Regions from separate parts of the Mus musculus genome. Here all the other regions are linked to region 1. Evidence: chromatin loops called from intact Hi-C (ENCODE). Cell type or tissue: heart. All regions are shown on one strand.

The links. Peaks named below come from ENCODE experiments on the same cell type or tissue, not always from the same donor. Only the 100,000 strongest peaks of a DNase experiment are listed, where the experiment ranks them.
Region 2: it touches region 1 in a loop (9-fold over the local background); 27 of 42 quality-filtered maps call a loop at or near these places.
Region 3: it touches region 1 in a loop (3-fold over the local background); 14 of 42 quality-filtered maps call a loop at or near these places.
Region 4: a loop joins it to region 1, with 4 times the contacts of the local background. A loop is called at or near these places in 11 of 42 quality-filtered maps.
Region 5: it touches region 1 in a loop (3-fold over the local background); 13 of 42 quality-filtered maps call a loop at or near these places.
Region 6: a loop joins it to region 1, with 3 times the contacts of the local background. A loop is called at or near these places in 4 of 42 quality-filtered maps.
Region 7: it touches region 1 in a loop (2.3-fold over the local background); 3 of 42 quality-filtered maps call a loop at or near these places.

What each region holds. Positions count from the first base shown.
Region 1 is chr19:60,142,689-60,146,688 of GRCm38, forward strand. It overlaps E330013P04Rik (RIKEN cDNA E330013P04 gene), which reads left to right and starts at 1,987. Exons shown (of 5, transcript NR_026942.1): 1 at 1,987-2,147. In heart, a CTCF peak has its summit at 1,855 (motif pointing left); a DNase peak (open chromatin) is centred at 1,873; H3K4me3 peaks cover 540 bases; H3K27me3 peaks cover 1,339 bases.
Region 2 is chr19:59,738,247-59,742,246 of GRCm38, forward strand. No RefSeq gene overlaps it. Among named protein-coding and RNA genes, the nearest start is that of Gm41878, 33 kb to the left of the region's middle. In heart, no CTCF peak of the experiment used is centred here; no DNase peak of the experiment used is centred here.
Region 3 is chr19:59,416,545-59,420,544 of GRCm38, forward strand. No RefSeq gene overlaps it. Among named protein-coding and RNA genes, the nearest start is that of Gm33756, 29 kb to the left of the region's middle. In heart, a CTCF peak has its summit at 1,674 (motif pointing right); a DNase peak (open chromatin) is centred at 1,677; H3K27me3 peaks cover 2,956 bases.
Region 4 is chr19:59,941,135-59,945,134 of GRCm38, forward strand. It overlaps Rab11fip2 (RAB11 family interacting protein 2 (class I)), which reads right to left and starts at 2,230. Exons shown (of 6, transcript NM_001033172.3): 1 at 1,514-2,230. The coding sequence starts at 1,866. In heart, a CTCF peak has its summit at 2,186; a DNase peak (open chromatin) is centred at 2,347; H3K4me3 peaks cover 1,840 bases; H3K27ac peaks cover 1,341 bases.
Region 5 is chr19:60,308,337-60,312,336 of GRCm38, forward strand. It overlaps Gm41882 (a long non-coding RNA gene), which reads right to left. Exons shown (of 3, transcript XR_877977.1): 2 at 3,449-3,556; 3 at 2,511-2,714. Among named protein-coding and RNA genes, the nearest start is that of Gm41882, 15 kb to the right of the region's middle. In heart, a CTCF peak has its summit at 2,478 (motif pointing left); no DNase peak of the experiment used is centred here.
Region 6 is chr19:59,237,175-59,241,174 of GRCm38, forward strand. Kcnk18 (potassium channel, subfamily K, member 18) reads left to right here. Exons shown (of 3, transcript NM_207261.3): 3 at 1-196. Among named protein-coding and RNA genes, the nearest start is that of Kcnk18, 20 kb to the left of the region's middle. In heart, no CTCF peak of the experiment used is centred here; a DNase peak (open chromatin) is centred at 2,457; H3K27me3 peaks cover 2,145 bases.
Region 7 is chr19:60,071,096-60,075,095 of GRCm38, forward strand. It overlaps the pseudogene Csf1r-ps. Among named protein-coding and RNA genes, the nearest start is that of Gm41880, 23 kb to the left of the region's middle. In heart, no CTCF peak of the experiment used is centred here; a DNase peak (open chromatin) is centred at 2,446.

The sequences.
Region 1 (4,000 bases):
AAGCCCCTACCTTCTAAATATACAGAGTAGCATGCTAAATGGTAAGTTTCAGAAAAGAAGGTATTTCACAAATAACTGGAGCTAAGCAACAGTTAGGGTTTCTTTCTTCCAAAGATGAAGATCAGAATCCCAGACTCTGCTTAATTCACTCCTACACGGGACCTCTGGATTCAGCTCTTCACCCCTGAAGCAGCTCCTGGTCCCGCTTCTCCAAGTCCTTCTATGTATTAATAATGGCTATCCCCTCAGGGGCCTTGTTGCATAGATATCTGAGAGAGAGAGAGAGAGAGAGAGAGAGAGAGAGAGAGAGAGAGAGAGAGAGAAAGAGAGAAAGAGAGAGAGAGAGAGAGAGAGAGAGAGAGAGAGAGATTTGCCTTCCAAGGTAGTTTTTCTGCTCTCTGTTGCTTAAGCAACTGTCTGCTATAGGAATCCCCAAAGCTGCCAGCTCCCCTGGACTCAGGTCCCCAGCAAGGCCACCCCCCTACCCACTTCTCTCCCATCTGCTTATAATTTAATGCTCTGTGTGTTTTAATCATTTCATTAGGCATGTCCTTATTTTGAAATGCAACTAATTCTTCAGTTCAAACAAACAACCAGTGATCTAAAAATGAGAGCAGTCTTTACTCTGGGCTCCAGGTTGCCTCAGAAGAAATATCACACCTACTTTAAGGAGGGTGAAAGAGAAAAGCTGCCCCTAGTTTGTTTGTTTTAAGCCACTGACTTTCTAGTAAACATATTTCAGAGACTTTTGAGTCATCTTCAGAACTTTCAAAATCAACTTGAAGATGTTTTCTTGAGGATTTTCCCCTCTGAATATTTCTATAAGATCTGTTACTATTAATGTTTATCAGAAGGTGGGTTTAGAAGTGTCATAATTTTATATTTGATGACAACAAACACAAAAGAAAAACAAAAACTGCTTCCACTGTAACTTTGTCTCTTTCAGTATTTTCTGTATAGGAGTTTACATTTACTAAGGCAAAGAGAGTTATCCTTGGCTCTAAGAGGGAAAAAAATTATAAGCTAAGTCCTGAGATTATAGGGGGTTTGTTGTTGCAGTTGTGGTTTGGTTTGGTTTTGCTTTGGTTTTTGTCCCTGACATTCATATTTGTTCTACATCAAGAAATGATGAACTGGCAAGATGGCTGGCTCACTGTAAACACACTTGCCACCAAACCTCAGGACATGATGTCAATCCCCAAGACTTACATGGTGGAAAGAGAAGCAGACTCCTTCAAGTTGCCCTCTGACCTTCACAGTAGGACATGAGCTCACACACGTTCAAATAAATAAATAGAAAAAAAAATTTAAATTCAACTACTGAAGTCCCAGAGCTATGTGTAGGTCTAACATATCTTTGACATTCTGTACAATGTGAAATTGATGGTACCGTTTTTGCTGCTGGTACTTTGGGTTTTTTTGTTTGTTTGTTTGTTTTGTTTTTGTTGTTGTTATTTTGGTTTTTATTTTTCTTCCGGGTAATAGAATGTTCTTTTACCATTTAAGAAGCTTAAGTAACATTCCCACCCAGTAGACACTTAGAAAACTTTTGTTGAAGTTCAGTACTAAATAGGTAGATTTAGTTGCTCCTGTCTGTCTCAATTCCCTTTTCTGACTTAATAAAGATTTAAAATGCCACGTTTACAATCTGACCGGGATATTCTGTGGAGGATTCCCCTACAGTCACCAAACAAATCAAGACCATTTAGGTTTCGTGTAAACACTGAGATGGTGATAATAACCTATTAGAAAAGTAGTTTGGGAAGGATTGTTTTCGGACTTTTTTGGTTCGCTGTGAACAGACCTGATCATTTGCGTTGGTGCCTGACACAAGTGGTTCTCATGCGCCATCTAGTGGCTGCTGTGAAACTGTGCTGTGTCACGGGAAACCCTTTCTGAACAAGCCTTACTGTTGCGAATTCCTGTCCCGGTCGTCGGGCAGCCACTGGACACTTGCCCATCTTTCAGCCTTTAAATTGAGAGGAACCACCGAAGAACGCATGCACAGTGTTTCCCAAAAGCCCTGTATCCTTGGGAGCAACCAAGATGTAATCGGTCAGAGAAATGGTTTCTTCCTGGATCCATGTGAGTTAAACTGTTGTGGGACTGGAGACACTCGCGCCTGCAGAGTTGTGGTGACAAGCAAGGTAAGCCGGGTGACTTTTGTAACCCTTTTTCCCAGCAGAGACTACTCCTGTGTGTAGAAACCACGGCCTGGCAGCGACTTCTCTAACTCATAAAACTTGCTCTAACACACGGGGGAAAAAAGCTTCACTTAATCCAGTATCCTGTGTTGATTCCTGCCTGCGACATCTTAATTCTTACCCACGGGCAGGAGGACTGCTCTCGGCTGTGGACAGTGATGTGGATTTCACAATATTCAATAATCAGACTTTTCATGGGGGCTATTCCAGTCAAATATTGATTTAGTCAGAAAGGAGTGATAGAAATACAGCTCTGTAGGTTTATTCTTGTTAAAAGTCCAAAGTAGAGTGCAGACTTTGAGAGTTCTTCTTGCAGAAAGTATTAGCAAAAAGTAATGTCCAGGCAGCCCCAAGTGATACAAGACAGTTAGCTATGAATTTCACAAACATCATTAAATGTGTGTGGATGTAGTGCAGTACTGGAATGAGAGAAGATAACTAAAATTAAGATAAATAGCTTAGGAACTCACAGCCAGGGAAGCCGTAATTCACAAGTTTTCTAAGCTAGTGTTCTTATTGCCTTTAGGAATAGGAAGCATTGCTTCCAAAGCTGGGTTAACCACTCTTGAAAAGCATAAGGTACAAAGTAATTTACTCTCTTATTTCCAAGATTAAAAACCCTACGATAGTATTGTCCTCGCCCTTAATGCTTTCGGAGAAAACACTCATCCTACAGAAATACACATTTGTCTTCGGAACTCTGATCTCTCTCCTGTGCTGGGACTGGGGTTCACAGCATCTCAAACCCTGTTTCTCAGGCCTTATCTAAGGGTTATCTATTTCCATGGAAACACTGATCGACTTGAGACATCTCCAGTGCTCATATTTAGCAAAGTCTGTGAAGAGTGTCGATGTAGGGTATCCGATTATTACTCAAGTGAAGCCCCTGTGTCAAAAAATTCTAAGAATCATTATCTCCTTTTGAATACTGTTTGAAATTTTTGAATCCACTATCTGGAAACTGAAAGAATAAAAAAAATACTGGCTCATAAAAATAAATAAAAACTGTGGGTTTGTGTTTCTACTGTGGCATGCCTGCTAAAATGTCTACCAAGTGAAATTCAAAGATGTCCGCTTTTCTCAATGTTAAATATTCAATTTCCCAAATGTTGTTCCATGTTAAAATTTAAAGGGAGGGCTGGTTGGTTGATGGCTCAGTGGGTAAAATTGAAAGGAATTTTTTTCTAGATTTTTTTTTTTTTGGCAGTACCATGATTCATCAAAAACCTTGTTTGTACCATGAAAAGAAAGAAAACAAAAACTTGCAATATTCTAACATCTGGCCCATGCTATTTTCTAAGCTTTTTCATACATGCTTTATATACATCAAGTCCTATACCATAGCTCAGCTCACGCAAACCCATTTTCCCATAAACCAATAAAACACCTTAAAATACAGATCTGGAACTAAAAATAAATAACATTAATATCCTATTCCGTCACAGGCCAAGTAGGAATGAGCCGTTCTGCTAAAGCTGTCTTTGGTTGCCGGGATGTTCACTCCAGGCCAGAGGAAATCACTCGGTTCTTTCAGACGCCTTAAGTCTCCCTCCTGTCCACGTTAGAGAGATGTTGCTGAGATAACACAAGACAATCTCAGGGAGGTTCTGTGCTCCGGAGAACATAAAGGGAATGCATTGTTTCTCACAGTCTGGCTGGAAGGGTGTAGCACACGGTAAAATTAAGACCTCCTCCTTCATTGTGCAGCACAGTTGGGCTGTTTGATCTCTAAGTCCTTGGGTAATTGGAGTCTACACAGCATGTGGAATCTGGGTCTGAGCATCTCCCCCTCTTGC
Region 2 (4,000 bases), 400 kb before region 1:
GGTCCTCATCTCGGGAATGAATTCATCATTCATAGAACAAATACATGGTCGCAACAGACAAGCCCTGGTGGTGGGGAGATATGGGAGACTGTCAGGGGGCACAATGTTAGCTGTGACTGTGTAAGTTGCCAGATATGGAGTAAGTTCCTATGCAGGCAGATGGTCAGGTGTCCATTCTCCATGCCAACATCTGGGCTGAAGCTGGAAAAAAAGAGGAGGGATATGAGCCCGGGGCACTGCTATGAATCCAAAGTTTAAGTGTTCTGCATTCTTTTGACATCAGAATTTTTTTCCCCCTAAGAAGTTACATGCTTATTTTCTAGTGCTTTTTTTCCCCCTACAAAGTAAAGCATTTGGAATTCTATTGCATGGTATTCACACAGTTTCCATAACAGACTTAAAATTATCCTCAGCTGGAGGAAAAAAAAATCCGAGTTTCTGATTGGCTGCAGAAGTCGGTCCCACGGAGAGAGCCTGCTCAGTGAGGTTTGGCCAGGCTGCCTAAACACGTGCTGAATGCACTCTGACAGAGGAATGTTTGACATCGGCCAACTCAATATAGTCTACTATCAGTGAGCCAGAAACCTACTAACTAGAACACTCAATTAATTAGACTCTGGTTTTCCTCTTTCACATCTTGCCTAGAACTCCGGCCCAGGGACTCGCAAGAGCATAGAACGCTTGGTATTTATTAAATGCTACTGTGTGTCACACACTTTTATAAGGACTTTTTGTGCATGAATACATAGACTCCTCGTAACCCTGTAGGAAGCCACTATTATTCTCCCAAATGTACCGAAAGGTCAGAACTGTTCATGGCTCTGTCTCTGTGGGATGACCTCCCTCAGTTTGTAACCCAGCTCTGCACTGAGCAGCTGGGTGGACTTAGGCAAGTTTTCTTAGGCACCCTGCACTTCAGCTGTCACCAAGATACCATTTCTCTAAAGTTCGGTTAACAGTGTGAAATTATAGTTAAGGGTGTTGGAGATAAAAATCTCTCCTTCATGACAGGAACATTGTCAAATGCACTTTAAAATAATCTTTTTACAGCATATTATCCATGAGTTTATGCTGAGACATTATTTTAAAAAATGCTGCACATACTTCTAAGGGGACTGTTCTCTGGGGTGGAAATAAGGGATGAAAGCAAAAAGAGAGCAGGAGAGAGCACTGGAAGGACCATGCAACCCTGATCCTCTTTGAGACTGAAGACAACCTAGACAGAAACAGAGACAAGGCAAGAAAAGAGTGAGCAATGGACACCCCAGGGATAGCCTTCCAATATTCTGACCCAGCCCTGTCTGAACCAGGTTTAACTTCTTTTTACTTCATAGTTCTATGACGACCCATAAACTTTTCTTATTTTTCCTTTTTTGGGCCCTGACTAGTTTGTGTAGGCAACTGTGATAATAAATAGAAAGAAATTCAGTCTTGAACAATAAGCCCTTCATCTCATTTCATATGTATCTTCCCACAATTTAGACATGATTGAAGAATTAACAACCGTATCCATCCACCCACCAATCTATCCATCCATCCTCCACAGATCACTTATCTGGTGTCAGAGACAGAAAGAACCAGAATGTATGACACACACATCCCTCCCTTTGGAGATGCAGACATATTTAGCAGAACCGAAGCCTCCTGCAGCCCTCAGGAAGACTAATTGGAAATGTAATGTCACGGATGAAGTGATGCCTCTTTAGGGACAGTTTCTTAAACATCTCCATGTACCAACTGTCTACAGTTTCTTAAAATAGTGTAGAGGCGGCTGCAGAGATGGCTCAGCAGTTAGGAGCGGTTGTGGCTCTTTCAGGGGGACCGTAGGTTTAGTTCCCAGAATCCACATGCTGACTCACAACTATTTGCATCTTTAGTTTTGTCTGCACATATGTATACGTGCTACATGTGTGCCCGGTGCACTTGCAGGTCAGAAGAGGGCACTGGAACTCCAGTTTCAGGAGAGCTCATGCTTTCTTCTGGCCTTCCAGGACACCAGCCATGAATGAGGCTGCATGCATATGAGCATGTCCATGCAAATGAGCAAAACACTCATACACATAAAATAAATAAATCTTTAAACTTGTAAAGCTAGTGTATAGCTTATATTTTAAATTTAAGAATTCCTGGTGGCCCCTACTTAATCTTCATTGTGCTGCATATAGATAGACCAAGGCAGTCAAAAGAGGGAGAAGAAGAAGAAAAAGGAAGAAGAGGAGGAGGAGGAGGAGGAGAATTCTTGCTGTTTCCTGTACCCATGCCCCCTTAACTGAGTGAAGCCACATAGTTCTGAAGGAATGACTTCTCAAATTTAGGCTCCCTTTGGGTGTGCACATCTTCTGAACTGCCCCCGAAAGACTTCTGACTGAGGTTGGAAAGAACTGTTGAGGGCTCAGTATTTCAACAATTCAGAACTCTTCCCCTTGTCAGCTACCACAGACAGGGATCGGGCTCCTAGTGGGATGGAGGAAAGCTTTCTGGAGAGTTTCTAACAGAGACCCTTCAAACATTCCCAGCAAGTGGGCCTTTAAACACAGGTAGAGAGCCATCCTGGAAAGGATGTCATTTAAAATACACGTTTAAAAGACTTGAGAGGAGTCTGGCTTGTCCAGCTGGTAAATTACTTTCCAGCCAATCTCTCTCTGCTAAGAGGTACCCAAATCTTATCTTACAAACAACCGAGTATAGTGTAAACTTACTAAGACTGCATCTTTGATTTGTTTCCATTCGAAATGACTGTGGGCTTATTATCTATTTTGCAAATAAGCTCCGAGAAACCTCTCCTGCGAAATATCATTTGGTAACAAGGTGATTTGATTTGCGGCTCCCATGGAGCACAATAGCCATCAAAGGAAATGCCACATTGGAATCTTTTGAGCTGTACCCATGAAGTGTTCAAAGAAACACCAAATGTGGTGAAAAAGAAACTGTACACAGCCAGGAGAGGCGGCGTGCAAACCCTTGGTTGATGTTCACATGATAAGCAGCTTATAGGCCTTTGTGTTTTAGTGCGGTGGGTTGTAAATAATATTAGCTGTATCCCAAGTGTATGAGTTATTTATAAAACACAGATCAAAAATTAGATGACTTTAAAAAAAGCGTAATACTTTTTAGTCTTGGACCGCAAATAGGCATCCCTTTACCGTGTGTTCATCATCTATTAAGGAATACCTTCTCTTTCTTATAGCAACAGAAGTGTGTGTTCACAATTGGAATGGTGGTATCAACCATGGGTTCTGGGTGCAAGAGAGTAGAGAAGACTTCAATTGTGATGGTTGCCAATCATGTCAGAGAAGGGAGACAGAGTACACACTGGGAGTAGAACAGAGCAAAGCTATGCTGCCTCTTGTTTTTTTCACTCAGTCTTCCCCTCCCTGGCCTTTCCCCAATGATACTGATTCCAATCTCCAGTGATCTGGGAAAGAATCATTTCTCCTCAGAGTCAGAGTCACTGTGGTGAAGTCAAAATAGTGAAATGATCTCCCCTGGTCTCTGGTAATCATGTGGCATGACATGTGCTATCTTTTGACTTTGAGCAGCCTGGTATTTGGAGTCTCTAAAGTAGTGTTTCTCAATCTTCACTGTGTGGGAGAGCCTTGGTCAGTGCAAATTCTGTGTCAGCGGATGCAGAGTGAACACTTAGCAAACAATAAGGCTGATGCCACTGTGGTCCCTGACTTCATCCTGAGTCTTAAGAGCTGCAAAGAGCATTGAATGTTGGTGTTCAAGATAACGAAAGGCGGGACCTGGAGCATAGTGTGTGTGTGTGTGTGTGTGTGTGTGTGTGTGTGTGTGTGTGTGTGTGTGTGTGTGGCTGTGTGCATGTGTGGCTGTGTGTGTATGTGCATGTGTGTGTGTGTGTGTGTGTGTGTGTGTGTGTGTGTGTGTCTGTGTGGCTGTGTGCATGTGTGGCTGTGTGTGTATGTGCATGTGTGTCTGTTTGTGTGTCTCTGTGCATCTGTGTGTGTATATACCTGTGTGTTTCTCTATGTCTGTGTTT
Region 3 (4,000 bases), 730 kb before region 1:
GCTCTCTGGAATCAAACCCAGGTCCCCGTACTTATACAGTGAGCTGGTTACTTTTGTCCACCCGATACAGGCTAGAGTCATTTAAGAGGAGAGAATCTCAAATGAGAGAATGCCTCCATAGATCAGGCTGTAGGCGAGGCTGTAGGACAGTTTCTTAATTAGTGATTGGTCAGGGAGGACACATACTGAGACAACCAGGTAAGTGCGGGGCAGAACTTAGAATGCTAACACATACCATCGAAGGTAGCTCCAGTGGTCCTGGATTCTATAAAAAAAAGCAGGCTGAGCAAGCCAGGGGGAGCAAGCCATTAAGCAGCACCCCTCCATGGCCTCTTCATCAGCTCGTTCCTGACTCCAGGTTCCTGTTCTCTCTGAGTTCTTGACTTCCCTCAGTGAGCTGATTTAGGATCTTTCTATCTTTCTCTTTCTTTCTTCCTTCCTTCCTTCCTTCCTTTCTTTCTTTCTTCCTTCCTTCCTTCCTTCCTTCCTTCCTTCCTTCCTTCCTTCCTTTCTTTCTTTCTTTCTTTCTTTCTTTCTTTCTTTCTTTCTTTCTTTCTTTCTTTCTTTCTTTCTTTCTTTCTTTCTTTCTTCTTTCTTTCTTCATTCTTTCTTTCTTTCTTTGGGGGGATTTTTTAAATTTACATTTCAAATGTTATGCCCTTTCCCACCCCCTGGAATCCCCCTACCCCATTCCCCTTCCCCTGCTTCTATGAGGGTGCTCCCCCACTCACCCACCCACCCACTCCTGCACACACACACACCCATTCCCCTACACTGGGACATCGAGCCTTCACAGGACCAAGGGCCTCTCCTCCCATTGATGCTCGACAAGACCATCCTCTGCTACAATTGCGGCTGGAGTCATGGGTACTCTTTGATTGGTGGTTTAGTCCCTAGGAGCCGTGGGTGGGGGGTAGAGGGGTCCTGGTTGGTTAATATTGTTGTTCTTCCTATGGGGTTGCAAACCCCTTCAGCTCCTTCAGTCCTTTCTCTAACTCCTCCATTGGGGACTCCGTGCTCAGTCCAATGGTTGACTGCGAGTATCTATCTGCCTTTGTATTTGTCTCTCAGGAGACAGCTGTATCAGGCTCCTGTCAGCAAGCACTTCTTGGCATCCACAACTGTGTCTGCATTTGGTGACTGTATATGGGATGGATCCCCAGGTGGGGCAGACTGATTTAGGATTTCTAAGCCAAACAAGCCCTTTCCTCCCCAACTTGCTTTTGGTCACAGTGTTTCATCACAGCCTAACTAGACGCCCAGCAAGCATTTTGCCCACTGGCCATCTTCCTGTCATTTTACACGCTTACTTCCAAAACGAAGCTTCTTGCTTTCTTTAAGTCTTTGGTTGAAAACCACCTTCTTCACGAAGCTGTCGCTGAAAAGCAAATTATAACTTGCTTCGTTTTTTCACCCACTATTTCCAGCCACCCCCCCCCCGCCCCCGTCATGTATTACGTTTGATTTTTTTTTCACCCGCTGCTCATTTTGCACAACCACCATGCAGATCGGGATTCTGTTTTGTTCAGTGATGAATCCCAAGTGCCCAGGACTATGACGCATGCGCAATTTCTTTTCAATAAATATTTCTTGAGTGACTACCCGAGCGAGTCTCATCCCTTGTGAGTTAGCTTGCCAGCCAAGAGATCACGTCATACCAGGACTTCCCAGAAGAGGGCAGCCGAGGAACGCCAGAGACAGCCGAGCGGCGGCGCTTTGAACTCAAGAGTCTCTCAGCAAGATAACGATGCTGGGAGGAGTGAACTCCCGCCCCACTTACTTCTAAGGCAGGCTTTTCCCCCTAACAAAAGGGTTTGGTGTAGGAGGCCTCTGGGGAGCCGATAAGGCCCCTATCCATGGCACAGGAGGTTGTTTACCAAAATTCAGGTGTAAAAATTTGAGAAACTGTTGAATAGAAACAAGGTCAGCCAGTCTCCCACGGTAGGAGGAGGGGGTGGAGAAGGCCAGCAGAGAGGATCTGTGTCACTCCTCCAAAGGACAGAAAGTGTCCTCTACTGGCTACTATCTAGGGAAAGAACTTAAGTCCCTAACCCTGACGTGTAAAGTCTCTAGTCTTATTCTGACTAGACTCCAGCGGATGACATTACAAGAACCAGGCCGACACCCACCCCGGGTCAGTCGGCCTTCTTTCCGGGTGTTTCTGTTACCCATTCAATCAGGGAATTGAGTTGCATCAGTAACTAAACCTTCAAAAACCAAGTTCAAGGTGAAGCCACCTTAGATCAAATTCAGCATTTGAGTGTGTCTGGTTGGGAGTTGGGGTGGGGCTTCAAAGTAGGCATTGCTCAAACACTCGAATCTGTTGACCCAGAACTGGCCAGTCAGCTGGCCAGAATTACCGCTTAGATGATGAACCAAGCCAGCATTTATTGAGTGCTTCTTGTGTGACACACACACACACACACACACACACACACACACACACACACACACACACGGCATGTCAGTGGCATTTTCCCATGAATTTCCAGAATGACTAACTCTGAATGCAGTAGTTCTCAACCTGTAGGTCGAGGCCTCTTTGTTAAACCTCTATTTCCAAAAAATATTTACACTATGATTCATGACAGCAGAAAGATAATTTTATGATTGGGGGGGTCATCATAACATGAGGAGCTGTATTAAAGGGTTGATGCATTAGGAAGATAGAGAACCATTGTTTAAAGGTGGCGTGAGAGAGGTTTCCCCTCACCAAAAGACCTCGCTATCTGTGCAGCTCACCCACAGTCACGTGAGAAGGAGTCATCTACTGAGAGGAGTCACTATGGATCCCGCACAATTGAGAGAGTGTGTAGTCTAGCTCAGCCTCTGACACATGGAGAACCTGAGTGCTAGAGAGTGGATGGGAACTTCCCAAGTTCTCACAGAGAGCCTGACACCTGCAGCCTGCTTGAGGAGAGCGTGCGAGAACGGACCTTAGGACTTCACTTCTTGGTGAGTGTCAGGTCCACTCAAAGGCTTTTCTTTTTCCTTCCTCTGTTTCAGAGTCTGAGTATGATGGTGTGTGTTTGTAACCCAGGCCCTTAGGGGTAGGAGGAGTCAAATTCAAGGTCATCCTCTACAAAAGAAACCAAAGCTTCATTCCTAGTCTGTACCTGGGAGAACTCATCCCTGCACCCTGTCACAAAGGCAACCATTTGCAGGTTTTTTGCTTGTTTGTTTTGATTTGTAGACTGCCCTCTGTGGGCCCCAGGACTCTCACCTTCCTCCGCTGTTAGCCAGTGTCTGTGCTCAGACAACACTATTCACATAAAGATGCCGCCGGGCTACAGAGCGAGGCCCTGTCTCTAGATAAATAAACGAATCGACAAGAAACTTAGAACAGGTGGTCAAAGTACTCAGTGTGGACCATTCTTGGTCTTTATCTCATGTGGCATCTTCAGACTCTCGTTCTAAGGTCTGGTGAATGGTCAAGCCACTTACGACTTTGTTTATCACACTGTCTTCAGAATCTAGTGCTGTCTGCCCTTACAGGCCACAGTTGACCTCTAGCTCAATCGTTCCATGGCCTTTTGTGGCCAGTGTCAACTCTCCAGCTGGTCAGTCTTGTTCTCACTTTTCCTTGCTCCCAGCAGGACAGCAACGACCTTCGGTAATCTTTCTGGGACGTCACGTTCTCTGTAGATATTCCCCCGTGTCTTCTGTCCTGCTGTAGGAGCAATGATTTTATTAAGCAGTGAGCTGAGAAGGGACAGTTACTGAAACCTGCTCTCCCTGAGGTGGGCTTGGTCCTAGAGGATCCCAGAGCCAGGATCCTGGCCACTGTGAGACACTAGATACTGGCTTTGCCCTTCAGCTTGGAAGCTTGCCTTAGTGTGCTCCAGAGAGCTCCAAGGCTGGAGTGGAAGTGCCCTCTGTGGCCATTGTTACCATTTGATAGTTATTAGGGAGACAGTCTGTAATTATTAATGGGCCATGTTTTGGAATCATATAGAGTCTCAAACCTGGCTTCATCTACCTGGGTGGGACAAGAGGTGGG
Region 4 (4,000 bases), 200 kb before region 1:
GTGGTCTGCAGTATATTACCATTAATATTAAAAGCACTTTTTAAAGCACGGCAAAAAATTTTGAAACTGTAGATGCTCAAAACCTCACAGTCAAAACACTTTAAAGGGTATACACTAGATCATTTCATAGTGACAATTTGGGACAAATTATTTGGTTATTATTCATTTTTTCATTTTAAATCTGATGAAGAATCCCTCAGAAGAAATAACATGCTATTAAGTATCAGGAAATTTAAAAATCATTAAATATACAACTTAAACTTCTTCTCCTCCCCCCATCCTCATTGAATATTTACCTATTTTTTTTCTTCTTGCATTTCTAGTATTTTTTCTTACATACACTAAATCTTAGGTAAAGACTTTATTCAAAACAAAAACAATTCTTATTAAATGAAGTTTGCTGGCAGGTTTTACAAAGGAAATAAAGACAGATAAAAGATCACTATACTTGTAAGAAATTAATGTGAGCTTAAAGTTATCATTGCAAAAATAGTGCTCTAAAGGGTAGGTAGATGAACATGCATCAGGACTGGGTTTTGTTCTTTTTTTTTTTTAAGCTACTTGGGAAAAGTGCAGTCCTCTGATGAGTTCCCTCAGCCCTCTTTTCACAAACTCCAGCCATCTCAATGAGCCTTCAGGCCCATTACAAGCTCTGCGTGTAAGGTAAGCGTGTACAAGCATGTAAGCTAAAAGCAGGACAGCAGACCTACCTTTCCAAAGATGCTACTTGTTTCAACTTAGCACATAACATCCTAGTGTTGATTTGAATTTTGATTTCTTAAATTAAGTATATCTAACTTAGGCTAGAAAGTTCAATTTCAAAAGCCATGTTTTCATCGAAGAAGTCATTAAATCACTGCATCACAAGACTGTAATCACTGTCTCTGATCTTACACAACAGCTTTGCTGAACTAATTCTTCAGTAAACAATAGCTCCACTATACTGTAAATTCAAAGGGAAAATGTCAGTGGGCTCAAGACTGAAGATGTCTGTGCAGACTTCCAAAACTTTTGTTCTTTTAACAACTTTCTACCCTATCAAGAAGTACTGACCCTGAAAACTGGTGGAGCAAAAATAAGGCCAACTGTTTCCAATGCTGAAATAAAGAGTTCTAAACCTAGTAACTTATCTTTTGACACCCTTTACTAGTAATTTATTTTTTTAACAGTGCTCAACAAACATAGACCTAATGGTACGCATATATTTAATTTTCTGGTTTTCTAGTTCATGCTCTAGGCCTCTTATAAAAAGTATTAAAACCCAGTGCAAAATATTCCACTAAGAGCTCTTAACCTCACACAGAAATGAGAAAAAAAAATGGTTTACTAATCACTCCATTAAAAAAAAAATCAGAGTAAAGGCTATTTCCCTTCAAAGTCATGCAAAGAGAAGTGCTTAATACTGGATCCTATTTCAATCCCAAAGACCAATGCCTCAAATATACTATGTTCAAGAACAGTAAATCCATATATCTTTAAGTACCCAAAATTCAAAATAAATTATATAACTTACTCTGTTTTCCTTCTTTGTTTGTCCTCAAAGATGTCATTGAGATTGATTGCCACCTGCCCTAAAAACTTATCCAGTCCCACCAGGGACCTGTGCATCACTATAAGAAAAAGAATGTATTTCTCCGGACTACCCTGCATGAGCAACCCAGGCAGCTCAAAGGAGGCCTCCTCCTTCCAGACCGGCTCCAGGGTTTTCTCTGCTACAGATGTAGAATACTTCTCTTTGCCCAACTGAATTATGGTGTATGTGTCATTGGTACCACTTTTGCCTTTTGGCTTCAGATCTTTAGCTTGGAGCACTGTGACCTGCACGTGGGTTGGAAACCACTTTTGGGCTTGCTCAGACAGCATCATTCTGGGTTTTTTGTTTTGTTTTGTTTTTCGGTTTTGTTTTTTGTTGTTGTTGTTTTGTTTTCTCTGCGCAGAGTTCAGAAGCGCAGGCAGAGCCCCTCCCGCGGGGAGAGCCCCGTACCCTGATCACTGCATCCTTAAGAGCACTTCAGTGAGCTGGGCAGTCAGGGCTGCCGCGAGGTCCCTAAGGGCTGCTGTCAGGAGGACCGGTAGGGAGGCCGCCGCCGCTGCTGGGGTCCCTTTCTTCCGTAGAAGCACAGGGGCCCACATCACCTCCGCGCCTTCCGGGCCTCCGCGCGCAGCCCCGCGCCCCGCTTCGCCGCTATCCTGAAACCTGCGCCCCTAGGGCCCGGCCTCCGCCCCGCGCGGCCCGGCTCCTCCTCCGACCCGGCTGATACGAACCGTCGACGGCCGTGGGGCCTGGCTCCCTCCGCCCGCCCGCGCGGCCTCGCCTCGGCTCCTCCCCCCCAAGAGTGGCGCAGGCCTGGGCGAGCGGGGCGGAAGCGGCCGACCTGGACCGGTGTCGGAGGGACGCGGAGCGCGGGTGGCAAACCGAGGCCGGGCGGTGTCACCGGGTGAGGCCTGGCCAGCAACCCGCGGCTCCTAGCGCCCGGCGCGCGGCGGCCGCGCCACTTCCGGGTTGGCCGTCTCCATGTTGAGTGGGGCTGCGCGAGGGGCGGGGCCGGGCGGGGTTGGGGGTCAGCGCCTCCCTGGTTGCCTTGACGACGGGGCGCGCGGTGCGGGACGCGGAGGCTGGGATGCGCGCGCTGGACGGTGGGTGCTGAGGTTCCAACCTGTCGGTTGCAGCGGGCTGGGGAACTGTGAGCCCGCAGAGGCCGACAAGGGGTTCTGGGAGGCGGCACTGGGCCCTATACACCGCCCGCTATTGGGAGAGAACCGGTTTCCATCTTGGAAGGCAGAAATCTGTTCCAGCTGTGTGTTCAGTCCTAGCTGGGCGCTGGTGTCCTTTAATGGTGGTAGTTCTTCTTGAGTGACAGTTCAGACTTCGTCCAACCGTTCTCCATCGTCTTGAAGAGGAAACCTTCAACTGACTAAAGGGACCTCCTCCTGAGCACAGACCAAAAGCAAAGGATGCAGATAGATTCCAAAGCTTAATAAAGATTCTCTTGCTTAATAAAGATTCCCTTGCTTAATAAAGATCATAGACGCTTTGGGATGGCGTCAGAAGACCAGGCCCCCATGCCTGCCACCATAATTCTACGGAACTATTTAGTCTTTTTTCCCCCTTTCTAAGTTGTGTGTATGGCGTCCAAGTCAAAAGCATTCCCTGAGCGCTCACTGTCAAGTCCTCCAGGAATCCAAACCCCAACTTCATGGCCAGAGAGGACAGGAGTACTGTCTCTGCTTTTCAGTCTCAGGAGATGCATACTACCTCTGTTGACTTTATTTCTGTCCATGTCTGCCTAGGAAAATTCTGAAGCTCTTTGGACTGCACTTCCTGGCAGCACATCCAACCTGCGGCCAACAATAGCTATGAATGAGGCCAAACCCAACCTTAAATGCTATGAGAGTATTTAACTGCATTGTGCTTTTCTTCAGGGAGAACTTTGCAGACAGACAACAGCTCTCCAAGCAATGTCAAAAGATTAGACATCCCTGAAGGACTTTAGAGAACTAAGCATTAAACAGACATGCTAACCAATCTGTTGACTGACTAAATGCTTTTCTCCCTTTATGGGACTAATTTTGAGAATAAATATGATAGATAGGAATGTGCTTTATCCAACTTAAAATGGTCATAAACTGTAAGGTATTGGGTTTATTATTATCGGGCAAGTTTTAGAACTTCTGTTATACAAGCTGAGTTTCCATCCCGGGGAGAGCTGAGTTTCCATCCCGGGGAGACAGTGTTTGAAAAGGCCATGTGTGCAAAGCAGAACAAAATCATCTCACTGTGCACATAGCATCTGGATCCCAGAGCGGGCAGTTGTCAACTCTAAAGAAAAAATATTTTCAGGGATTTGTAAAGAGTACATTGGAGCAGTCAGTGGTGGAATTTCACCAGCATCTCTAGAGAGAAATAATATGACACCTGAAACTTGTAGAGAAACAAAATAAGTGTTTTGACATCCAATTTAAGCCTAGTTTTATAAACTGCATTTCAAAGGTTTCACAT
Region 5 (4,000 bases), 170 kb after region 1:
AAAAGCAATAAATTTAAACTTAATGAAATCTCAATTTGCCTACAGTGCATTTCACTTTGACATTTTCTATATTGCCATGGTGCTTTGATAAAGTTTTTTTTTTTAATGCAAAGAAAGTGTCTGTAAGGCTAAAGACCAGACTTGGTACCATTGTGGGCAAGGCAGCATTACAGCACTTAGGTTGCATCGCTCCATGCCCTGTGGCAGCCAGTGCTAACACTAGTTCAGCTCCCATTATCATCCTATGATTATGCATTTTTACTGCATTTAACTGATAATACAACTACCAGCTCACCTTAAAAGAATTGGCTTGGAGGTTTCATTGCTTTCCAAATGGAATTCATTTGACAAACAAATGACAATTAGCCTGGTCTCCCCGTTCTGCGTCAGGATGCTTTTTGATTGAACCTAGACCAATTTACCATTTTTAAATGAGTTTAGACATTTACATTTAAAATGTCTAGAGGAAATTAGCCCAGGGACATCCAACAGCCAACATGCTTTTTGAAGTTGATTACTATTTGATCTAGTACCCTCTACCTGTGCATTTTGTTCCGACTTCAAAGTTTGGGAATGTAAATGTCACCTCACCTCAAAGCACGGGGAGAAACTTAAAAGCAGCTTGGCTCATTATGGTATGCAAAGGAGCCCATATTTTAATATTCGTTTAATATGGTTAGTTAGCTTTAATGACACCGGTGTGGCACTGTCATAGTTTTGGGGTCCAAAAGCACTGATTGAAGTTTCTAGCTGCTACTTCTATTTTTCTGCACAGAACAGAATTGTGCCTTTGAAGGATAGATTGGAACTTGGCTGGATCCTTTCTGGTGAGAGCTCATGATAGCAAGTTCTAGATGAGGAACTCACCTGTCTTGGTGAGGAAACAGGAAGCCAGACTATCAGAGGATTGGGGAATTTTAATTGTCAAATATGAGATTCCATTCTGTCTGTTTTTTTTTAATTAGGTATTTTCCTCGTTTACATATTCAATGCTATCCCAAAGGTCCCCCATACCCACCCACCCCCAGTCCCCTACCCACCCACTCCCCCTTTTTGGCCCTGGCGTTCCCCTGTACTGGGGCATATAAAGTTTGCAAGTCCAATGGGCCTCTCTTTGCAGTGATGGCCCACTAGGCCATCTTTTGATACATATGCAGCTAGAGACAAGAGCTCTGGGGTACTGGTTAGTTCATATTGTTGTTCCACCTATAGGGTTGCAGTTCCCTTTAGCTCCTTGGGTAATTTCTCTAGCTCCTCCATTGGGGGCCCTGTGACCCATCCAATAGTCTGTCTGTTTTAAGAGTAGGTCTTTCACCCACCGGTGCTGAGAAAGCTTCTGGTAATTCTGGTACAACCATACAGTGCTGATAACCTGGCTATTATTACTGCTCTGAAGTTAGTTCCAGCCTAGAGCAGCTTTTATCCATTTGTTATTGTTAGGGTCAACATGTCATTGTCCAAATGAGGAACCCAGGCTACATTGTTCAACTGCAAATAAAATATATGAAATTGTTCTGTGGTCTCACTACCACATTCTGAAGACTTGTGCTCAGTGTTATCCACAATACCTTCTGAGGAACATTCTGGAGGGAGAGTGGATGCCACAGAACTAAGCTGTCCAACAGCCAGTCTGTCTGTGTAGTCATGGCTTTCACGAAGCAGCCTTGAGAGAGTGTCAGAACAGCTTAAAATTCAAGTTTTGTCTTGCGTTATAGCACTCACACCACATGTTTTCAAAATAACTTCAAGTTCAAAAGAGTTCGCACATAACAACACCGCATAACCACAGCACAGGATCAATGGTTTGGAAGAAGTCTTTCTGTGAAAACACGTCATGAATTCAGAGACCCGACACTAGAGTACCACAGAGCAAAAGCATAGATAGTGACAATGTAAAAACAGACATTTGAACGTTGGTCACAGATCCAAAAAAAAAAAAAAAAATCACAGAGAAGGATGAGATTCAGTAACTAACTTGATCTTACTACTACCAGGGTGAAAATAATGACAAAACAAATTAAAAATAAAATTTCTTTCAAAATAACTTCAGATTATTGCTGAAGAGTTTCAACTTCCCCCTGGGTCCCTCCCATTGAAACACTGATTTCTTACTGGTTTGATCCTCTCCCCTGCTTTCTGCTCATCCCTGTTCATTTTTTTAAATGAAAATGGTCTTTGCCAAAACTCCAGGGAAGAAACAGTTCCCATTTCACATTTAACACTTCAGCCCCAAGTTCCCTCATACACTCAAGATCCAAACTTTGACAGAGAAGCGTCGAGTCCTTCTGTCAAGAACTCTTTCTTGCCTACTTTTCTTCTAGTGCAAAGAGGAATTTTTATTATTCTTTCCTGGGCCTGCAATCCAGCATCTTCAGCCTGTGGTTTTGAAGAGCTCATAGCTGCCTCTTACCTAGGCAGTGCAAGCTTAACCCAGCTAGATTTTGTTACCTCGCCTGCCCTCTGCTGGACAGAGGGAGGAATTCTTACCAAGCAGTTCAAACAGAGCCACAAGGTTTCCAAATATCCACAGATTTTCAAATAACAGACATTAAATTAACAATCAGAAAAATTCTGATGTTTGAGGTTTTGAGGTTTTGTTTTATTTTGCTTTGTTATGTTATGTTATGATCATACATTCAATCTTCGTACTTGAGAGGCAAGAAGTTTTTGTTGTGGTTTTGATGTCAGTCCAGCTACACACTGAGCTCCAGAACCTGAAAAAAACAAACAAAAAACAAAAATATTTTTCCCCAACGACTTAATAAATGCACTTTTCTTGTCTGCGTATACTGGTCCAACACCAGCTTATTTTTTTTCTGCCTCATCTTCAGGCATAATTACTTTGAAAACAAATTGGAAATAATTTGAGTGAAACTCACAAAAATATTTTAACGCTTCCATTTCAGACACTAAACTGCTGTTATAGACCCTTGCCTTGGTGCAATTGACCTGGCAACAGGGAAAAAACTATACTACCCAAAGAAGTTGCTTCTCGAAACATCCAGACAGCACTAAAATATTATTCTCAGTAAGACCACAGAGCCATACTGCCTGAGTGCAAAGCCTTCTCTGGCAGCAATTGACTGGGCAATAGCTTAAACAAGTTAAATAACTTCTTTATGTCTGTGTTTCTCCCTTGCAGCTACAACAGTGTTTGCCTCCACAGTTGCAAGGATTTAACCCATTAACACACATGAGTGAGTGCTTTGCACATTGAAAATATTCACAAATGGTGGGGAGTATTATAGGAATGATCCAAAATTAATGCTCACAGTATGGCATGGTAGAAAGGAGAACAGATCTTTCTGTTTTGTTTTGTTTCACCCAGAGTTTTAACATTTACTCCAATGGGATGAAATCTCCAGCTTCTAAATTAAGAATGGGCACATTTCCAAGGAAAGAAATATAACTTTCAGTGGGAGATTACTTAGAGAAATACCTTCTTTACCTCCTCTGGCAGCAAAAGTCTGAAGCATGCAATCGATCACACACTTTATCTGATGACTCCCAAGGAAATAGCTGGCTTGGCAGGAGTTGTTGATTTCTTCTTGCAGGACTGTAAGGGAAGGTTAGTAGATAAATGGCTTCAGCCCATTAGACACACATTAAAGAACCATTCACTTGTCCATTCAGGCACTTAATAAACATTTAAAATGTGCCTACTCAGTGCCTATGGACCCTAGAATAAGCAGAGAGAATAAAGATGTAATAAAGCAAACATGGCCCAGGGTTGCAGAGCTGGCTCAGCATTTAAGATCAGTTCCCAGCACCCACATCACAAGAAGCTCACAACTGTCTGCAATTCCAGCTTTGGGCTATCAATATATATTCTAGCTTCTATGCACACACTCATACACACACACACACACACACACACACACACACACCACACCACACACCACACACCATACACACATACCACACACACACACACACACACACACACACACACACACACACACACACACACACCATGTAAGAATTTAAAAAGAAAACCACC
Region 6 (4,000 bases), 910 kb before region 1:
CTGGTAAGGTGTGGCAAAGCCCTGCAAACCCAAATTCATTGACAGCTTCGCCCTTCAAGGGGCTCGCCATGGGGCTGGAGGAGGTTGCCTAGAGGTTCTACAGATACCCACCAAACACTGGGCATTTATCCAGATTGGCACAAAGCAAACCTGAACCAAGTGAATCCTCAGAGCATTAGTGACTTCATGAAAGGTAGTGTGAACTCCTCAGTAACTCCCACCTTTCTTTCTTGGTTATCTATCATCTATGTCTGTCCGTCCATCTGTCTGTCTGTCTGTGTGCATGTGCACATGTGCCAGGGTGTGTATGGGGTGCAGGTAGCAGAGGATAATCTGTGAAGTTGGTCATCTTCTTCTAGCATGTGGGTTTTGGTGACCAAACTTAGACTGTCAAGCTTGGTGGCCATCAATTTGGCCCACACTGAGACATCTCATTGGCTGTCTGTTATTTCTGAGACAAGGTCTCATCTAGTCCATGGCAGCTTTGGATATGGCACGTAGTCAACAATGACCCTGAACTTTTGAACCTTCTGCCTCTACCTCCTAAAGTGCTGGGGCCATGGGAGTCTGCCACTACACCTAGCTCACTCCACGCTGAGGACCAAACCCAGAGCTTCATGTGTGCTAGGCAGGCACCTTACCTACCGAGCTACACCCCAGCCCTGCCAAGTTCTTCTCGGGGCAAAAACAGACATGGAAGCTGTCAGGAATGCACACTATGCAAATTAGATAGACGAATTGCCTTGCTGGTTCACTTATCCAGTCTGCTAGCAACAAAACTTTCCATGGCTCCGAAGATGTGGACCTGTGTGTCTTCCTGCCCCTCACTTCCTACCCTTGTGTCATGCAACCCACAGGCAGCAATGTATTTCTATGTGTGTATTCCAGAAAACAGCCTCTCCAGGTTCAGGAATATGAATTCACGACGCCAAGCCTTTCCTCAATGGCTTCACTTCTTGCTGCAAGCACTTTCTGTTGCGCCCTGACCCCTACTATCTGTCTTATCAGTCTAGACTATGTATTTATATTTTATTTTGCCATGACAAGTACCTAAGAAGACAAAAAGGTGGAAAGGTTTGCTTGGGGTCATGGTTTCAGAGGGTACAGTTAGTGGTCTCTTGGTTGCATGTTTTTGGGATTGTGACGAAGCAGAATAATGTGACAGAAAGAGGTAAACAGGGGAGGAAGAGGGAGAAGAGGAGAAAGAGGGAGAAGAGGAATCAGGGACAAGATACTCCTTTCAAGGGCACCCCTCCCCCCAGTGACTCACGTCTCCTACCAGGACTTATCACCTACTAAAACACACTCACCTATGAACCCATCAATGGGTTAATTGATGGAATCAGAGCCTTAGGATCCAGTCACCTCTGCACAGAGCTATCAGCTGTGGGTCCAGCATTTGACACACAAATCTGTGGGGAGACAGTTCAGCTGCACACTACAGCAGCCCCCTGAATGACCTAGTCACACATTCATCTCTCGTGGGTCTGGAGCATGAAGTCTACAAACAGAATGGTAAGGTTCTTGGAGGATACCCTCTCTTGGTTGATGGACATGCAGAGATCTCATGTGGCTTCCTTGTTTCATAGGGGCATTGATCCCGTCCTGAGTGTTCTGCCCTTCTGACCTCCTCCAACAGCCTCGCCTCCACTGGAAGTTAGTTTCAAAACCTGACTCTGGGTGACACATTCAGTCCTTAGCACTCACCCTCAGGGGCCACTGGTCTGGGCAGGGGGTGTTTTCAAGCATCTCTGATAGGTGCAATTTTGCAGCCAGGGTTGGTGATCAGACCATTGGCTGCTCTCTCAGAGCATGTCCCTTCTCCTGTGGTTTGGTTGAAGACTTGCTCTCTCTGCTCAGTTCTGTGTAGTTTCCTCAAAGGCCCAGATTACCAGAAGTGTGTGTTCTTGCCCCCTGCGTATTCCCACAACATCCAGTCACCAGAATATAATGAGGTTCTAGTTCTCTGTCCCCTGTCTAAACGTGGAGCCACCTGAGTAAAACCACAGTGTGCTTTGCACTGTCTGCCACATACAGAGAGCTCAGTGGGTCTCTCTCAGACTGCTCGGTCGGAGCCATGAGGAGTCTCAACTCACCCATAAGTTCCTGGGCCCTGGAGTGTAGGAGACCTTGCTGTGTCTTTCGCCTGGCTTCCCCTGTACTGGGACCAATGGCGTGGGAGCCACACTAGCCCAGAAGCTGTGACATCACTCTGCTCAGCTGTCTGGCAGCCTGACACTGTTTAACTAAAGGATTAAGTTGGGGTGAGTCCAGAGATGCGTTCAAATGGCACAGCCAGTGAGGTAGGGTGAGGAAACAGATAGTGAGAACTCGAAAGATCCAGTCCCGGAGGAATCCCAGAGACTGCAGAGCTGGCTTTATCAAGTCTGCTAACCATGGAACCTTGTCGGACCTTGGCTGGGCCAAACTAGGAGCAGAATGCCAGATCTCAAATGGCCACCAGGTGGCGCGCCAGACCGTGTCGACCTTGCGCTCCAGGGCCAGCAGGTGGCGCATTCGCCTTTTGCTGCCTCTTGGCTGCTTCAGGTGCCTGAAAAAGCTTCAGGTGGGAGAAGAGCAGCCTCGGAGTGGCCTTGACCTCAAATTTTGCAGTCAACTAAAGGAAAAGAGGCTCTCTCAACCTCTTTCCGCTCTTCCACCCAGAACATCACGCAGACTTGAAAGACATGTAGTCCTGATTTTAAGTTCTCAGTTGACCCAGCATGTAATAACTACTCGAAAAGAAGTCCTCTCTTGGCTTGTGGGATATGTACCCTTCAAAGTCATGACCCCCAGTAATCCCAGTGGGTGAGGCAGCTGGTCCAGACAGCACTCCTTCACTGTCCTAGTGGGAAAGAAAGGGGGATTGCAAGGTATGAGTCCGAATTTAGTAAAGGCTACCAGGACTATCCAGGGCCTCCACAGCCTGGGCAGCTCGGATAAGCAAGGCGAGGCGCTGTAGCACCCGATACACTTGCTCCCCACTCATGTGGCTCTCTAACATTAGCTTTGTTTGCTTGTCGTTTCCCCTCTGCCTTAGCCCGGAACCAATGCACCCCATTCTGCCCTCATGGCATGGATGATACACAGCCTCCTACCTCCCTCACTCCCGCTCCGCATGCTAAGCTCCACCCTCAGGATCCCCAACAACGCCTCTGGACCCTACGTTCCTCTTGTCTCTCTGTCTGAGTGCAGATCCTGCATGCCAGCAGCTTAAACTGTCTCCCTTGGATCTCTTCTGTTTCTGGAGGGTCATGTGTGTTCTGATGTGAGGTCCTGGCTCTAGTTTCTCTCATGAAACTCCCAAGCGGCTGGCTCGAAGCGCATCTGGTATCTGTTCATTTCAAAGTGGTTAGTCTGGTGGTTTTCACTCACTCGGTACCCAGAGTTCACAGCTCAGGCCCTGGAACAGAACCCTAAAAGAGTGAGCTTGGGATGCCCAGTATATACAAACGGCACAGCCTTTCAGGACAGTGACCCGAACTCCTATTCTCTTAAGGAATCAGAGCCCCTGAGATAAGCGCCATGACTTAGGAGCAATGCTGGACCCACTGTGACCACTATGTCTCCCATCAACTCTCTGGACTCGGACACCCAACCAGGCAGGCTGCAGGCATATCTAGGGTAGGGTAGCCTGAGTACCTTGGTTGTTGCCATGGTGATGGATACTCACCTCTAGTCAATGAGAACTCGGAAGCTGATGTGGGTGCAGGACAACAAAGAACATCTCTATCTTGGATACAAATTATGGCTTCTTTTCATCTTCCTTTAACTGCCTTGCTTTGAGCCTTGCAATTTAGATCACAGAATAAAACCCTTTTAAGTACTACATATTAAAAATCATAGGCCATTAAGGAGCCTTTCTGAGGTCTAGGCCCAGGTTGGTCTCTTCAAAAAGTATGTGTAGGAAAGCATAGAGAACTAGGCAAAGTAATCAGCATGTCACTGAGTCAACACGGATTTATTGAACAGGGATTAGATGCTAGGGCAACTGAGGGCT
Region 7 (4,000 bases), 72 kb before region 1:
TTGTGTTTGTTTCTATGCAATACATTCTTTAATGCTCTTGGGGCTTATCCATAAAACTCTCTGAGATGGCTGAGTTTCTTCTTCCACCTCTGAATTTGAAGAACACAGCTCACATTCCATGCTGAGCTAAATCCAAAGCACTTGGTGCAGACTATAGAATGTGTGTGAATATGAGTTCTCCTGGCAGGCAGCAACAAACTATGACCACCAGCTCTACCTTCTCTAAGGTGGCTTTTTTTTAATCTTTAAAATATGTTTTATTAGATATTTTCTTCATTTACATTTCAAATACTATCCTCTTTCCTAGTTTCCTCTCTGAAAGTCCCCTATACCCTCCCCCTGCTCCCCAACCAACCCACTCCCACTTCCTGCCCTGGCATACCTCTACTGATGCTTCCAGCCCAACTCTAATCTTTAGCATTCTGGTCCTTTATGGGAGCTTCTTTTTGTAGCCACGAAGCTCTTTCGCTCTGGCCTTTGATGGAGAGAACAGCTGTCCTCAGAAGGCAACCCTGGTCATTCACTCTTTCCTCATCGCTGACTCCTCTGTTACCTGTTTCATTTGCTTGCTAGAGAGTATTTCTACCATTCATCCCTGCTAGCTGGATCTCCCACCCATTCTTTCCAAAAGAAATTACTTGTCTTTCCTTCTTCCTTTCCTTCCTTCCTTCCTTCTTTCTTGCTTTCTTGCTTTTTTCTTTCTCTCTCTATTTATTTTTGTTTTTAGGCAGATTCTCATGAGCCTCAACTGACTTCAAACTTGTATAGCCAAGGATAGCCTTGAGCCCCTGATCCTCTTGCTACCAACTCCCAAGGCCTGGAGTTACAGGTGCTTGCTACTATGCCACCTTTATGCTATGGAATCCATATGCTTAGAATCAATAAGCATAGCTTATGCATCTTAAGCAAACATTCTGCCAACTGAACCTCAGTTCAGCCCTAACAGCAACTCTTGAAGAAATCCCCGTGCACTTGTGATTCGAGTAGCCCAGACCCACACCTTCCTTCCAAGACTAATGCAGACTGAGGATTCCAAACATTGCTCTGCTGTATGGGCCAGTTTAGTAGCAAGACACCCAGACTAAGGTTCTCAGACAATGTTGCCATCAGTGTGGCTAATAGTACTTGTATTTTAGAAGTCACATGTTCTAGAAATTTCCAAAAAGAAACCACAAGCCAAGCAACTAATAGTCTTTTTTTTTTTAAAGATTTACTTATTTATTACATGTAAGTACACTGTAGCTGTCTTCAGACATTCCAGAAGAGGGAGTCAGATCTCATTACGGGTGGTTGTGAGCCACCATGTGGTTGCTGGGATTTGAACTTTGGACCTTCGGAAAAGCAGTCAGGTGCTCTTACCCACTGAGCCATCTTACCAGCCCGCAACTAATAGTCTTAAAGCTAATTTGCAATCTTCTTTGTCCTCACACAATGCACAAAATAAACTTCAAATAAGAGAGCTTTAAATGTAATGTGTAAGAACAAACACATAACTGGGAGAGGAGGAAAGATTAAAGGATGAGGCTTTTTACACAAACTGATGGATGATAGAGTTGGGGTGTATGCTGTAGGGGAAAAGAGTGCAAACTGAGAAAGCAAAACTATACTTAATGAAGCGTGTGTGTAAAGTATCACAGGCAAGACAGAAGGAGAAATAAAATTTCCTCCAACCTCCCAAATGAAAAGGCAACACAATAAAAGTGCCTATTTATGAGAGTCAAGTGATAAAAACTAAAAGGGAAAAAGAAATAAGACTTCTATTCATCATTGTTTTCAATTTTGAATAATGTTTATGCCTTATGTGTTTAAACGTAAAGTTAAGGAAAAATGGAAACAATACTAAATTTAAATATATATGGAAACAAAGTGACAAAACTGTGTACAAAATTGATAACATATCAGGCAGAAATAAAGAATATAAGTTTTGAACATATACCCGCAGTTGTAGAAAGGCTAAGAACATAAAATAGCAGCAGGGAATTTAACATGATGCAAGGTTGTTGATAGTCATGTTGAAATATTGGTATCAAGATATTATATTACTAGACTAAGCAGATAACTAAACGTAAGTTTGCTTTGAAGAACTAGGGCCTTTCCTAAGATAATGGTATGGAAGAGACAAAAACATGTGGTTTTGGATTAGACTCGGAAGTATAAGATGTGTGGTTGCACATACATGTGCTCCCATGGAGTGAAAGTACACATGTGTATTTGCATATGCACTGTTGGAGTAGGGAGGCAGAGATGGACCCAGCCAAGTTTACAGGAAATAAGATCCAAGCAGGATGAGAGAGCAGGTCACTCCCTTCCCTTGAGTAAAGGGTGAGTTGTCATTTGTGAAAATTAAACATGGAGAGACACCAAGTCACAGGAAATGAGGCCCTGCTTCCACCACCATGTGAGAGGTTGCTCAGCCAAGTAAAAAGAGAATGGGCTCCAGAGAGTGGAGGAAATGACTTCACATTCCAGCACACTTTGTTCCCTATTGTAATTCTGAATGACTGGGCCCCTGGAGCCTCGGGGTGCTTTGTTTGTATGGAAAAATATTGGCAGCATTGAAAAGTTGCTGATGGGGACCATGGGAAGACTCCTCTATGTGCAGTGGGGCAAGGTGCAAGTGCCCAATGGATAGCAATTAGCCCGATGGCTACTATAAATAAATCACAAGTCATAAGCACTTGCTGCAGAGGGAGGTATCAGTCATTTCTGGGAAATCTGCACGAAAACTGGAAAATGGATACTAAAACTGTCTTTTGAGTTAGGCATCCTGTTTCTCAATATTTATCCAGAGGAAAGAAACAAAGTATGCACAGGCAGATATGAATAATTTATTTCAGCATGAAATATATTTCAAAATTGCAACAGTAGATGCATAATTAAACTACCATTTTGATAAATTGATACACCATCCTTCTGCCTTCTAAGTAGTTATCCTGACACCCTCACACTGAGCGCATTCCTACAGCTCTCAGCCCTAGCTGGAGAAACTTCTTTCTGAAAACACTAAGGTCATTGCAGAGATCCACAACAGGTCAAAGGGCAAAGAATGGGGGTCTATGGAGTGTCCATCTCCAAATGAGACATCAACAACAAAGCCACTTCCCTCATGCTCAGGGACCATGGTAGAAGAGGGGTTTAGAAAAACTCTAAGATCCAGAGGCACCCCAGAGGCTTGTTGTGAAAGAGTACAGTCAAGAGTTGTTGGAGAATGGACACCGGATCAACTCCAGACCCATGTGCATATGTGCATGTGTGCAACATTAACTGGACCCAGCAGGTGACATATTTAAGAGACTAGAAGCCAGCCGGGTGTGGTGGCACATGCCTTTAATCACAGCACTCAGGAGGCAGAGGCAGGCAGATTTCTGAGTTAGAGGCCAGCCTGGTCTACAAAGTGAGTTCCAGGACAGCCAGGGCTATACAGAGAGACCCTATCTCGAAAAACAAACAAACAAAAAAAAACAGAAACTAAAAGACGGGGACATGAATTTGAGAGGAGGATGGAGGGCTTGAGGAGTCAGAGATGAAGACATAATCAAGATGTGTTAAACGCAAGCATGAAACTCTCAATGAATAAGAAAAAAATTAAATACAGTTAAACTACTTATGCCTGCACACTACTGGACATGGAGCCTGGTGGGCACAAAAGATATGTGCAGCTAAGGTACAGAATGAGCTTCAAGTCTCTATTATCAGGAAAACCTAGAAATGCTTGCATAAAATCCTAGTAGATACATGGTTTGCTTAATTAGTGCTTGTGACACTAGAATCAAACTCAGTGCAAGTGTTCTTGCACTGAGCTATCATCCTAGCACTCCAAATGTAGACACACAGACTCACGCCTATTCTGTCTTTACTTTGGTGGTTAAAGGGACTGTTCAACCACACAGGAATGCTGTGGACACCCTCCCCAGTCCACCCTTCCTTCAGCACTCACTGGTTGCCATTTTTAACAAGAATAATCTTTCCCTTCTCTTTTTGCCACTGACAACTCCAGGTT